Regions from separate parts of the Homo sapiens genome. Here region 2 is linked to region 1. Evidence: read pairs that join two places in POLR2A ChIA-PET (ENCODE). Cell type or tissue: Caco-2. All regions are shown on one strand. Links, peaks and the distances in the headings refer to the core of each region. The heading gives the core; the rest is flanking DNA.

Region 1 (7,632 bases), core at 1-4,000:
CAAGAAAGAGCCAGAAGGGGACGAGGAGGAGGCAGGATTGGGACCCAGAGCCCAGTTGAAGCCTTAGATTAGAACTGTCCAATAGAAATAGAATGGGAGCCACAAATGGCTCATAGATTATTATAATTTGTCCCACAAATGACACAAAGATCATTATAAATTTTCTAGTAGCCACATTTAAAGAGTAAACAGGTAAAACAAGTTTTTTTGGTTTTGATTTGGTTTGGTTTGGTTTGAGACAGACTCTCGCCCTGTAGCCCAGGCTGGATGGAGTGCAGTGGCGCAATCTCCGCTCACTGCTGCCTCCCCCTCCTGGCTCAAGCAATTCTGCCTCTGCCTCCCAAGTAGCTGGGATCACAGGTTCCCGCCACCACGCCTAATTTTTGTATTTTTAATAGACACGTGGCTTTGCCTCAAGTGAGCCACCCGCCTTGGCCTCCCAAAGTGCTGGGATTACAGGCATGAGCCACCATGCCCGGCCAGAAACAAATTTTAATACCAAATTTGATTTAACTCAGGATAGCCAACATGCTATCATTTCAATAATGTAGTCAGTATTAAAATTATGAATGAGCTGTTTCTCATCCTTTTCTTACACTAAGTCTTGGGAATCCAGCATGCAGTTGGCACGTATAGCATTTCTGAATTCACACTGCCATGCCTCATGGGCTCCTGTCTGTCCAGTGGCTGCCACAGTGCAGTGCCACCTAGACTGTTCTGATGTTCACATGCCCCTTCACGCTCACCCCTACCCCTTCCCCAAAGAAAGAAGGGAAAAGAAGCTGAGTTCTACACTGCCCATAGGGGAAACCGTTCGCTCCTCAGCGAGGTCCTGCCCGGTCCCCCAACAGCCTTATGTCCCAACATTGCCTTCCTCTTCCTCTGCAGTCCCCATACAGTGACCAGCTTCCTGGGCCACTCTCTTTACTCATGCTCAGGACTCGTGCCTTTCCACCCAGCCGTATACACCTCTGGGCAGCGTGCCTGAGTCCTCAGGGTCAGAAGGAACGCCTATCCCCCTGCATCCCTGCACTCTGACTGCTGTGGCTCTTCGTGTATGGCATCCCACGCTGCAGCTCTGTCCTTCATTCGCTCCACCCTAGACAGTGTAGAAGTACTCAGCTAGGAGACGGGAAGAGGGGAGCCCCCCAAGCCCTGACCTGGGAAGGCTTGGGTCTGGCAAGGGAGCAGGCACCAGTATCTGCACCATAGGAAGGGGGTGGCCCTGGGGCCCTGCCTGGGAGTCTGCCCCCTCTGCCCGGGGGCTTTATGGAGCAGGTAGGCTGCAGGCGACATGTAATGCTGTTTCCTCGGGGAGACGCACCAGGGGGCCGCCCTGACGCTGGCTCCTGCGCGTGCCCCGCAGGCCATCGCCAGCCACATGCACCTCAAGTGCAAGTGCCACGGGCTGTCGGGCAGCTGCGAGGTGAAGACATGCTGGTGGTCGCAACCCGACTTCCGCGCCATCGGTGACTTCCTCAAGGACAAGTACGACAGCGCCTCGGAGATGGTGGTGGAGAAGCACCGGGAGTCCCGCGGCTGGGTGGAGACCCTGCGGCCGCGCTACACCTACTTCAAGGTGCCCACGGAGCGCGACCTGGTCTACTACGAGGCCTCGCCCAACTTCTGCGAGCCCAACCCTGAGACGGGCTCCTTCGGCACGCGCGACCGCACCTGCAACGTCAGCTCGCACGGCATCGACGGCTGCGACCTGCTGTGCTGCGGCCGCGGCCACAACGCGCGAGCGGAGCGGCGCCGGGAGAAGTGCCGCTGCGTGTTCCACTGGTGCTGCTACGTCAGCTGCCAGGAGTGCACGCGCGTCTACGACGTGCACACCTGCAAGTAGGCACCGGCCGCGGCTCCCCCTGGACGGGGCGGGCCCTGCCTGAGGGTGGGCTTTTCCCTGGGTGGAGCAGGACTCCCACCTAAACGGGGCAGTACTCCTCCCTGGGGGCGGGACTCCTCCCTGGGGGTGGGGCTCCTACCTGGGGGCAGAACTCCTACCTGAAGGCAGGGCTCCTCCCTGGAGCTAGTGTCTCCTCTCTGGTGGCTGGGCTGCTCCTGAATGAGGCGGAGCTCCAGGATGGGGAGGGGCTCTGCGTTGGCTTCTCCCTGGGGACGGGGCTCCCCTGGACAGAGGCGGGGCTACAGATTGGGCGGGGCTTCTCTTGGGTGGGACAGGGCTTCTCCTGCGGGGGCGAGGCCCCTCCCAGTAAGGGCGTGGCTCTGGGTGGGCGGGGCACTAGGTAGGCTTCTACCTGCAGGCGGGGCTCCTCCTGAAGGAGGCGGGGCTCTAGGATGGGGCACGGCTCTGGGGTAGGCTGCTCCCTGAGGGCGGAGCGCCTCCTTAGGAGTGGGGTTTTATGGTGGATGAGGCTTCTTCCTGGATGGGGCAGAGCTTCTCCTGACCAGGGCAAGGCCCCTTCCACGGGGGCTGTGGCTCTGGGTGGGCGTGGCCTGCATAGGCTCCTTCCTGTGGGTGGGGCTTCTCTGGGACCAGGCTCCAATGGGGCGGGGCTTCTCTCCGCGGGTGGGACTCTTCCCTGGGAACCGCCCTCCTGATTAAGGCGTGGCTTCTGCAGGAATCCCGGCTCCAGAGCAGGAAATTCAGCCCACCAGCCACCTCATCCCCAACCCCCTGTAAGGTTCCATCCACCCCTGCGTCGAGCTGGGAAGGTTCCATGAAGCGAGTCGGGTCCCCAACCCGTGCCCCTGGGATCCGAGGGCCCCTCTCCAAGCGCCTGGCTTTGGAATGCTCCAGGCGCGCCGACGCCTGTGCCACCCCTTCCTCAGCCTGGGGTTTGACCACCCACCTGACCAGGGGCCCTACCTGGGGAAAGCCTGAAGGGCCTCCCAGCCCCCAACCCCAAGACCAAGCTTAGTCCTGGGAGAGGACAGGGACTTCGCAGAGGCAAGCGACCGAGGCCCTCCCAAAGAGGCCCGCCCTGCCCGGGCTCCCACACCGTCAGGTACTCCTGCCAGGGAACTGGCCTGCTGCGCCCCAGGCCCCGCCCGTCTCTGCTCTGCTCAGCTGCGCCCCCTTCTTTGCAGCTGCCCAGCCCCTCCTCCCTGCCCTCGGGTCTCCCCACCTGCACTCCATCCAGCTACAGGAGAGATAGAAGCCTCTCGTCCCGTCCCTCCCTTTCCTCCGCCTGTCCACAGCCCCTTAAGGGAAAGGTAGGAAGAGAGGTCCAGCCCCCCAGGCTGCCCAGAGCTGCTGGTCTCATTTGGGGGCGTTCGGGAGGTTTGGGGGGCATCAACCCCCCGACTGTGCTGCTCGCGAAGGTCCCACAGCCCTGAGATGGGCCGGCCCCCTTCCTGGCCCCTCATGGCGGGACTGGAGAAATGGTCCGCTTTCCTGGAGCCAATGGCCCGGCCCCTCCTGACTCATCCGCCTGGCCCGGGAATGAATGGGGAGGCCGCTGAACCCACCCGGCCCATATCCCTGGTTGCCTCATGGCCAGCGCCCCTCAGCCTCTGCCACTGTGAACCGGCTCCCACCCTCAAGGTGCGGGGAGAAGAAGCGGCCAGGCGGGGCGCCCCAAGAGCCCAAAAGAGGGCACACCGCCATCCTCTGCCTCAAATTCTGCGTTTTTGGTTTTAATGTTATATCTGATGCTGCTATATCCACTGTCCAACGGAGTTAGACGAATAGATGTGTTGTGTTTTTTTTCCCTTTTCTTTCTATGAAAGAAATTGTTTTAGTCATAGCTTGTGGGTTTCAAACAATGGGAAAAGTGAAAAAAGAGAAACAAGCCATCAAGGCTGTGGTCTGGGCTGGATGTTTGGTGGTGGGTCAGCACGGTGTTGAAAGAGTAGAGAAGATGCCCACTCAGGGGCTCAGGGCCTGGGTCCGGGGGCAGGGGGATGCCCCAGGGCCGTGATGGGCAGGGGACCTCCAGAGCTGGAATTCCATGGGGAAGGAATAAGGATAGCCAAGCTGAGGAAATGAGGGAACGGCCACTGGCACCAAGGCCTGGAGCAGAGTAGAGCCTCTGACAGGGAGAGAGCAGCAGGCACCTGGAGGCCCCAGGTAGGCAGCCCTAAGGTAAGGGGGTTGGCCGAGCCCCCAACAAGTCAGTAGAGCAGCAAGACGCCCACCACCTCCCCTCCCGCAGAGCCTGTACTCACTCAGCTGATACCTTAGCACCAGCTATGGATGTGCCCCCTCTCTAGGTTTGGGGACAGTGGCCTGGTGGTATAGGATCAGCTGGATCCCAGCAGGACCTTGGGATGGGACTGGCCATCAGGAGTTCCTCTGGGATCCTCACCTCGTGGGGCTGTGCACAGGGGTGCCCCCTGTGCGAGCCCCCATCTCCTTTCCCCAGCCAAGGAAGGCAGGGAGAGCCCCTGGAACAGGTGAGCCATCCTGCCGACAGGAGCCCTCATGAGGCCTTACTAGGGGTGCTGGGTGTGCCTCTGGAAACAGGCAGCAGGAGCCCAAGGGCTGTCTCAAGGCCATGCCTTCCCCGTCCCAGCCCCACCAAGGATCTCTGCTCCACTCTCTGCCCTCCCATGCCTGTCCAGTCCCCATGCCCATCTCTGGGCCCTGACTGGATGCTCAGCCAGACCTTCAGGGCAGTGAATGCCAAGGGAAGAAGCTATGGAGATGGGGCAGCCAGGAGCAGCCAGTGTACCTGCCTGCAGGCCGGGCCCAACACAGCCACCATACTCAAGCCATGTGCACGCCGGCGGGGAGCCAGGCCTTCATAGAACAGGAATGGCTGGCCATCCCCCAGTGTGCCCCATGGTAGGAAGGGGGGTCAAGGCAGCCCCAGGAGTGGGGTGGGTGCACCAGCGTCCTAGGCATGGAGGTCATGGGAACACAATCCCCAGGCCTCAAGAGCCAGAGAAGGGCCAGCCCCAGGCAGGAGCATAACCCCTCCAGGAACAGTGTCCCCTGACCCTGCCACGCACCTGCTGTCCTGGACCCTGAGGGCACAGGCCCAGGGCATGCAGCTAAGGCTGGGCAGAGGGGCCTGAGGGACTGCTGACCTCCCTCCCCACACCCTCACCCCAAGGTGCCCTCACGGCTGCCCAGCAGGACACCCTCTCTAGGCCACACTGGGCCTGGCCACCCTCTCTGGGCACCATTTTCAAGCTAGAGCCCTTGCTCCTGACCTTTGTGACGGGTCCACTAGAAGCCTGGCCTTCCCAAACCCCCCACCTGCCCCTCACTATCCACTTCCTAGGTCCCCCTGGTCCTGTGCCTCATCCACCTCCCTAAGGCTACAGATCCAGCCCGGCCCCCACCAGAGCCCTGCTCCTCCCCACCCCAGGTCAGGTCTTTCCACCCCACTCACTGCCCAGGGCCTCCTCACAGTGCTGGCATAGTGAAGCCTCACAGCACCCACGGAGCAAGAGAGCATACCGCCCTCTACCATACCCTGCTGGCTGCACAGGGCTTCTGCCCAGGTCTGGCTGCTGCCCAACCCCTGCCTGCAGCAGCCTTGCAGAACCTCATGAAGCAGAGGCTCCCACCCGAGGACAGTCAAGGAGGCCAGGCCCAGGAGGGGATGAGGGCTGAAGTGTGGCTGCTGGGGTGGTTGTAGGGAGGGAGTGTTTCTCCAGAGCCACCAGCCATGGGAGCACAGAGCTACCCAGGGCCTGTCAGGGCCAAGGGAGAAGGGACCCGGTCCAGGACTCTGGAGGTCAGGCACCCCTCTCCTTTGCCTCCCAAAACTGTGCCTCAGCTTCCATGCACCCCCAAGGTCTGGTGGGCACCCCAATATCACTCCCAGCCATGGCCTCATTGGCTGGGGCCGTGACACCCATCCCAGGTGGGTCACCCACTGCTCCAGGGCAGCCCTGACCCTCCATAGGCAGGGCCACTGGAATTCCCGGGGGGCACCAAGGGCAGCTGTGCTACCGTCTACAAAGAGGGAGCCAGTGACTAAGGGCATAGGACCCCTGTGGTGCATCACCAGTGGGGGGACCCCAAGCCCGCTCAACCCGCCAGGCCTTCCTGAGCAATAGCCATAAAGGGTCAGTCCTTGGGGGAGGGCAGTGCCCCACAGGAGCCCCTGGTCAGCCCCAGCCCATGGGCACAGTGCCTCTTAGTCGGGACCCAGGTCACAGCCACCCTAATTAGCACCTACTGGGCCCCAGTGCCAGGGGCATTGCAGATGACAGACACTGACCCAGCCGGGAGGCGGCTGGGCAGGCAGAGGGCACGAGATCATGGGCATGGCTGCCAGGTTGCAGGGACCTGAGCAGTCAGCATAGGCCGGGGCAAGAGCCCACACCCAGATCCAGGCCAGGGCCAACTCGGGGCTCAAAGCTGAGGTAGGCCCCAGAGAGATCCCCAGCACCCAGGCTCTATCTCCGCTGCTGGGGCCCAGAGAGGAGATGGTGCTGGCCTGAGGACACACAGTCTGCTGGAGACCCAGGGGGCCATCTGGGTGGAGAGCCGAAGGTCCCCTTGCAGGCCAGGTGTGAAGGACCACTGTGAAGATGGTCTCAGCTGTCCCCATCCCCACTGTGGCCCTAGCACAGACAGAGGGTGACCCCACAAGAGGTTCTGGATGTGTTTCTGAGGAATGGGGGTCGGCTGGTCTGCAGCCCCTGGGGCCATAGGACACACCCCAGTTTATAGGCAATGGGGGCTGGGAGGTGAAACGCTCAACTCACCCTGTGTAGGAGCAAGGCCCACTCCTGCCTGGGCCTCAGTTTCTTTTCTATGTAAAAGGCAGTGAGCCAAGGGAGGTCTTCCCTCCCACGGGCCTGCTGGCTTGGGCTGCTGCACCTGGTGCATGGCCTCCCTCACCTGCCAAGGGCAGGCATCACCCCGGGAGCCCCAGCCCCCAACCCCCCCGGAGCCTGCAGGCCTCCAAGTCAGTCTCAGAAGCCACCCCCCAGGGCGTTTATAGCCCATCCTGCCCACCCGCCCTGCAGAGGGAGGAAATGCGCCTGGTGGGCCTGTTCGCAGGTAGTTGAGACAGGACAGGAATAACCATATAAAAGGCCCGGAGGTAGTGGGGCCCCACCCCACCAGGGCTCCCCTGCCCAGCCCCCTGCACATCTCACCCTCCATGCTTTGAAGTCCTGGAGGGGTGTGGCCAGCCCCCAACTTGGGCACTCCTCCTCTCTCTGACACTCCCCTCCTGACACCTACTTTCAGGATCCTGGGGCCTCAGTTTCCTCCCTTCAAGGAGGATCCTGGAGGCTGCCAGCCTGGCCTCCCCAGGACGCTGGGACCGCAGCAGGCAGGTGCAAGGCCAGCTCCAGGTCCCCATGCCCGACATGGGGTGGGGGTGAGGCCCTACTTACTGACTGCCCAGTGCCCGTCCCCAGTGCTGAGCCTGGGCTTGGTGTGCCCCGGGGCCCTGCCAGCCCTGGCCCTTGCCCCTGCTCCATCATGGGTCCTCTCTGGACCATGCTGGGTCGGTGGGGGCCTGAGAGGCTCATCAGTGGAGACGGCCCCTCCCCTCTCAACCGGGTTCCACACCCAGCCTAACTCCCCTAGTGTGGGCCTGGCGTCACCATCCTCCAGTGGGTGGGAGAGGAGAGGGCAGAGGGCAGGACCCCTGACCAAGCTCTGGGCCTGTCAGCTCCCAGGGGCACAGCTGCTGCCCCAGGAGTTGACACAGCCCAAAAGATGACCTTGGCTCAGGGGGTCCTCGGCCTGTCCAA
Region 2 (6,933 bases), core at 1,693-5,692, 61 kb after region 1:
GGTGAGCTGAGATCGTGCCATTGCACTCCAGCCTGGGCAACAAGATCGCAACTCCATCTCAAAAAAAAAATGTTAAAGGTTTAAAACATTTGATATTATGAACTAGAATTCCGGTTTACCATAAGTCATTCATTTAGCCAAAATGATGACTCAAACATTTTTCAAAAGGCAAAAACCTTTTACTCATTAATAGAAAGAAGACTTACCTTTCCAAATAATCTGTCTTGTGTATTCCCCCCTCCCCTTTTTTTTAGTAGTGTATTTAAAAGGCAAACAAAATCTTTCATTATCTTTCAATATTACATGAAAATTTTGTTCAACAGAGAAAGCCAAATTTCACCCTTGCATTAGTGTACTATTAATGTCAACCACAGTTTTTAATATAACCTCATAGACAAATGTATCCAATCTTAATCAGTTTGACCATAAGGTGAGATTTTCATAAACCTTTTATAACCCTTTACAAATTTTTGTTAAAAAGCAGATTAGTGCTTTAAGAAAACCCTGTTGTACTTTTATTTTGACGTTCAATTTAGGGAAAAAACAAATAATACCCCTTTAAATTTAGTCAATATTTTCACACATAGAATTTCTTTTACAAGGTTAATTTTTACAAACCTTCCACGATTTCTTTAAACCTTTAATTTAATTTAATTTAAAACAATCCCTTAACCCTCTAAAGTAGGCAAAAATTTATATTCCCATGCCCTCTTATAATCTCTTAACCAAAAACACATTTCATTTTCCTTACACACCTCGTAAAACCTATTTTTTTCAGTAGTTTCAATTACATGTTATAATGGTAATTCTTAGCAACTTTCACTTTTGGTGCATAAATTTTCTTTTACGAATCCTTTCACAACTTACACAGAGCATCTATGACATGCTTGGATTTTCTGACTTGTCTTAAACATCCCTCTTTTAAATAACCAGTCATTTTACTTCAGGATAAGAATTTAGCTTACAAGACCCTTTCTTATATAAAGTCTCTTTTCTTTACAAACTTCTTTTCATAGCTAGGGGGCATGGCTAATTCCACATATTCCCAGGCCTTATTTAGAATTTAATGTCTCCAAAATTATTTGAACAATTTTCAAAAGTCAAAGCAGTATATGACCTTAAGGCATTAAGGAAACCTAATATCTGACCTGCATAATTTAGACTAAATACTAAATAATAAATATCTGACCTGCATAATTTAGACTAAACACTAAATACATAAATTTTAGGCTAAAATAAATGTCTTCATTTTATTAATAATTTTTTTTCTTGGAGGCAGAGTCTCGCTCTGTTGTCCAGGCTGGAGTGCAGTGGCATGATCTGGGCTCACTGCAAGCTCTGCCTCCCCGGTTCACGCCATTCTCCTGCCTCAGCTTCCCAAGTAGCTGGGACTACAGGCCTGCCACCATGCCTAGCTAATTTTTTGTATTTTTAGTAGAGATGGGGTTTCACCATGTTAGCCAGGATGGTCTCAATCTCCTGACCTCGTGATCCGCCCCTCTTGGCCTCCCAAAGTGCTGGGATTACAGGCGTGAGCCACCGCGCCACCTGGCCTATTTTATCAATAATTTTTAAGCTGTTTTTATTTTCCAAAGATTACTAAAGTTACATGAATAAAAGGCATTACAGTTTTTATTTTAAAATATTTAAGTGCTTATTTTTGTTTAAGCCAATTAGAGCTCTTTTATATAAACATTACACACACAACAACACATATATAACTACACAGACAGACTGAAGAAGATTACTACAGTAGTTGTAAGATTTTTTCCCAGTTTTTAAGTTTCTTAATTGGATTATTCACTTTAGGGCGGAGTCCTCGGAGGAACAGGGCCAGGAAAGGGTCTCTGGTGCCTCCTGTTTTTCCCAAGGAGCTCCAGGCTGTTAGAGCCTGAATATCTGCTTTTAATTAAGCTGACTTTTAACCATAGAACTCTTTAATAAAGTCTTTCTAAAATTTCTTATTACCTGACTTTAGCCAGGCCAAATGGCTGATATTTCTGGCTTTTAAACTTTACCAAAAGTAACCTCATAGGTGCTCTGAGAAGGGAAAATTCAAGACAGTTGGTGGAGGGGAAGAGAATTTAAAAATGGCAAAGGTCACCCAAATATTAATCAGAAAGGTTCATCCCTTAATCTAGGGATTGAACCCTGAACCCGGGCCGCCATTCTGAAAAGAGAAAGCATGGCCACATAATTACAAGGTCAAGCTCCCAAGGACATAACTGACCAATTTGCTGAGCCATCTTGTAAAGTGGGCTTATGGGCGTCCTAAGCCTGTGTTCTATCCTAAGGTACCCCTCTTTATGACAGAACAACACAGAAAGACACGCAAAGCACACCAGATTTGCTACAGTTTAAGACCAGCCTCACAAATCCTTTCTTCCATTAATCAAAATTTACAGAGGAGATAAACAGTGATTTTTACCATTCATTCAATGAGTTTGCACAGAGAGAGAGAGAGAGATCAGAAGTCTGACTGGTAAGAAATTCTTACCCTTTTGCCGGCATACCAGGCTTCTGGGTTCTCTTTCCCTGAGTGGCCCTAATGACCCAGCTGGCTGCACCATAGTCCTGGGGGCCAAGACACAACACAAAGGAAAATTTTCTTTTTTCATTCTGGCCAGAGCAAAATATGTGTGATAAAACACAGACATTAGCCACTCTGCTTAGCAGCCAATATCAAACTGGCAAGACTTAAATTTGCCCCCAGATGGGCCCCATTGTCTTTAATCCAACCTCTGACTAGGAGTTTCAACATATGGTCTCTGGGCAAGATGGTTTCCCTGAGTAACAGAAAAGATAGGAAAGGAAAGGTAGAGAAATAAAAGTATTACCCATGGCAGGATGGGGAAGGTGAAGAGCTCAGGAAGGCCAGAGCAAGACCGACTCTTTGCAGCAATACTGCAAAGTTCAGGCGGCCGAATGTCAGTAGCAAAGATGTCTTTTCCAGCAGTCCCATCAGCTCTCAAGTTTCCCCATTTGGGAGGAAAAATCTCCCTATGTGCCACTATCCTGTACATACATGCCTAATCTTGTCACCCACAACCATCAGCAAAGAGTACAAGGCAAATTATTCCAAAGAGAATAGCAGTTAACATTCCATAGTGCCTAACCCGTTCTTAGCCAAAAGGGACTTTACTGAGAGCCCTCATTTTAAAATGTACTTCAATGTGTTGCTCATTCAGAACATTCCACTGTAAGTTATCTTTAGTAAGATTTTGCCATTTCTGTGAGACTTTGCTGCCTCCTAGGCCTAATGTGTAATCCAGAAGGAACTCAGTTTTCCAGAAATTAAGAATCCTATTTTTAACTAAAATATTGGCTTTATTCTCAGGTTCTCTTAATTAACTTAGCCAATGATTTTTCCTACTTAAGTGCGCAAGAAAAATGAAACAAAGGGGTAGAACACAAAAATTCCTGTGAATTTTCAAAAGCCAAATTTTATAACCCCTGCAATATTACTGCTTACTACCAGTTTGTTTCTGACTCAGTCATATGTAAAAGGCCTCTAACTGGATCAAAGCCAGTTAATTCCCGGATCAAATCCATTCCTGTACCCAGCCCAGTTTGTGTCATGACTTCCAAACCCAGTTTGAATCAGGAATTTGCTCAAAGAAACTCAGAGAGCTCAAAACACAAATCTGTGGAGCTCTGAAATCTGAGAGCTTACCCACAATCCTCAGCTGCTCCAAGAGATCAGTGGACACAAGTGGGTCCTGCAGGTACCATGCATATTCACTCAGCACTCCTGGGGGTTGCTAGAGGCTCTACCTCGAATCCCACTTCTGACACAACCTGATAAAAGAAAAACTTCAGCCAAATTAAATTTAAAGGAGTTTAACTGAGCAATGAATGATTTGTGAATTGGGCAGCCCCCAGAATCACAGCAGATTCACAGAGACTCCAGTGCAGCCACATGGTGGAAGAAGATTTATAGACAAAAAAAGGGAAATGACGTACACAAATCGAAAGTGAGGTACAGAACGGTTGGATTGGTTACAGGTTAGCCTTTGCCTTATTTGAACACAGTTTGAACACTCAGCAGGGTATGAATGGTTGAAGTATGGCATCTGGGATTGGCCCAGACTTAGCTATTGTTACAGGCACATACTCCTAAGTTTTCGATCTTGTCTACCTATTAAGCTAGGTTGCAGTTCATCCACAAAAACTTAAATATAGAAGTATAGAGCCCTCAGGCCATATTTAGTTCACTTTAACACACTCTTCTGTGCATTCTGAATTATAATCCTCATTTCTTCTCATTCCCAAGTAAACTCAACATATTTAGAGATAATTTTCTCTACTTTTTTTTTTAGGTTGACAGTTTCAAAGCAGTTTGCAGGGATTTCTCTTTGTCTTTAAAAACTCCCTTTTGTCCTGATTTTCCTCAGGTGGGCTATGACTTTCGTAGATGCTGAGTGGATTAAAACAAAGAGTTTTTCACATTATACTCTCAGAACACACTTTTTTAAAAAAAAAATCTTTAATCATTGGCTATCACAACATGCTTCTGACACCAGATGGGGATTTCTCCCCACACACTAAGCAAGCAATCAGTTCTGCAGCGGATAGCAGCTCGGTTTCCTTTGTTCAGTTCGACTCTACTTGAATGCCAATCACAAGCCCCAGGTTGCTTTAGCTGTATTCTGGCCTACCAGCTATAAAGTATGGATCCTAGGACCCCCTTTGGATTTGATTAATTTGCTAGAGCAGCTCACAGAATTCAAACACTTAGGTTTCCTGGTTTATTATAAAGCATACAGATGAACGGATGCACAGGGCGAGTTATGGGGCTGAAAGCTCCACGCTTTCTGTGGGTCAGCCACCCTCCATGAACCTCCACGTGTTCAGCTACCCAAGCTCTCCAAACCTAGTCTTTTTGGGGTGTTTATGGAGGCTTCATTACTTAGGCATGATTGACTAAATCACTGGCCATAGGTACTCAGTTTAACCTTCAGTCCCTTTCCCCTCCCCAGACATGGGGAGGTGGGGATGAGGCTGAAAATTCCAATCCTGCCTTGATCTTTTCAGTGACCAGCCCCATTCTGAAGCTACCTAGGGGCTGCCAGCCACCAGCCAACTCATTAGCATACAAAAAATCACTTACTTATAGAGATTTCAAGGACTTCAGGTGTTGTATGCCAGGAAAGACCTTTCACCCTCAAGATTTGCTGAAAATCATCTGACAAAACAGCGATGAATATATATGACACACAAATTTATTAATATGATGGGAGAAAATCTCAGAGTGACTACCCCACCACTGAGTGGGGTACAGATGGTTACTTGCCCTTAAGGGCAAGGGAGATGGGGAAGCATAAATGATTTTAGGAGCTCAGTAAATGATTTTTAGGGGAGTTCAATGGGCTTGAAGAACATACAATGGCCTCCACGAAGTCTGTTGGGCTCAGAGGGTAGACGGTGGTTTGTGACATCTGTCCAGGTGGACTGACTTCAGACTTTCTCCCTGCAATATGAATTCAGTTAATAAAAACTCAGGGAAGGGACCAGAGATAATTGTTTCCTTCTTTAGGCAGATAAGGGAGCTTCAGAGAACAACTTTATCCTGTGCTTTGGGAGAGACAGAGAATTGGGAGACATGAGGTGGGGAAGGTCAGAGAGACCTTGCAGCTTCTTCATTTCTGCATGTCAAAGCGCCATATTTTGGGGATATCTGTTTCTGAGCCCCCAAAATGGAGACAAAGCCTAAATATGTATATTTCACAATATCATACATGCATACCTTTGGTTGCAATCTTTTGCTATTCTCAAATAAAATGTTTTCTTTTAGGAAGCCAGTCTTTCTAAGGCTGACAACCCAAGGGGGTGGCATGGGTTGACTTAAGCCAGGCCTGCACAGTGGTGACCTAAGTCACTGCAGGGGCAAGTGGGGTGGGCCAGTGCAGAGCTGTGACATAAGCAGGTGACTTTCCCTATCAGAACTTTCAGTTAAGTCACTTCCATGGAAGAAGGGGCTCTTCTATGAAGAGCCTCTGTAACAGTACTGACTCCATGTTAGAGGAAAGCTTGCTTGCTTGAATACAATTATTGCTTTGCTTGAGTCTTTAGATTATTCACTAAAAACAGCCTCAGAAAAAGAGGACCTTCAACAGAGATTTTTTAAAATGTGCCAACCAACAGCTCTGGGAATGAATTGGCCGGCCTGACCATACCCACAGAAGGCCACAAAGCATTGACCAAGAAGGCAAGGATTAAATGCCCACCTGAGAATGCCCACGTTTCACAAGAATGTTTTCATTATTCTCCCTAATTTCCCTTAAAAACCCCTGATTTAGAAGCATGACTCAGAAAGGTGATCTTTGAACCCTAGTTCACTGCCTTCCCTGGGTTGCTGGCTTCTTGAATAAAGCTAACTTTCCTTTCACCAAAGCTTGTCTCTTGAGTTTTTGCCTTTCAAGCTACAAGTGGCCCAGACCTGAGTTCAGTTACACCTCTGCTAGCAACAGCCAGCACCACCAATGAACAAACACTGCCTGCAATAAGCCCCTGTGAACAGTAATTTATGTTTCAAAATATCTTACATGCACTTACTCTTTTTTGCCTTCAAAAGCTTCCTCTTGCCCCAACCCCTCAAATATGCTTATGGTCCACAAAAGCACATGCATCCCAGATTGCAATTCCTTGGCTATTAGCAAGTAAACTCTTTGTTTTGAGAACTGGTCTCTCTTGCTCATTTTGATACTGTAGGTAGTTAGGCAGACATGAGCAGGGCAGGAGAGGCCCTCCCCCAAACCAGGAATGTCAGACAATCACCAGGTGATAATCAGGCAGTTGCTAAACTGTTGCTTTAAAATAATTGATTGCAGCTGGTGCCAGGGAAAGCTGTGTCCTAATAGATAGATAACACCTGAAGCTGTTAATCAGCAGCTTCCAAATAAGATCTTAGGAGTTGGGTGAGTGGGGTCAAGC

Evidence for each region. ChIA-PET counts read pairs that join two places held together with the same protein. Peaks named below come from ENCODE experiments on the same cell type or tissue, not always from the same donor. Only the 100,000 strongest peaks of a DNase experiment are listed, where the experiment ranks them.
Region 2: POLR2A ChIA-PET joins it to region 1 with 5 read pairs; 3 of 35 experiments call an interaction of 5 or more read pairs at or near these places.

The regions. Positions count from the first base shown.
Region 1 is chr1:228,057,620-228,065,251 of GRCh38, forward strand. It overlaps WNT3A (Wnt family member 3A), which reads left to right. Exons shown (of 4, transcript NM_033131.4): 4 at 1,367-3,652. The coding sequence ends at 1,846. Among named protein-coding and RNA genes, the nearest start is that of LINC02809, 15 kb to the right of the region's middle. RefSeq lists an enhancer at 6,247-7,220. In Caco-2, for the core only: no CTCF peak of the experiment used is centred there; DNase peaks (open chromatin) are centred at 2,242 and 2,944; H3K4me3 peaks cover 2,214 bases; H3K27me3 peaks cover 127 bases.
Region 2 is chr1:228,117,385-228,124,317 of GRCh38, forward strand. No RefSeq gene overlaps it. Among named protein-coding and RNA genes, the nearest start is that of MRPL55, 12 kb to the left of the region's middle. In Caco-2, for the core only: no CTCF peak of the experiment used is centred there; no DNase peak of the experiment used is centred there.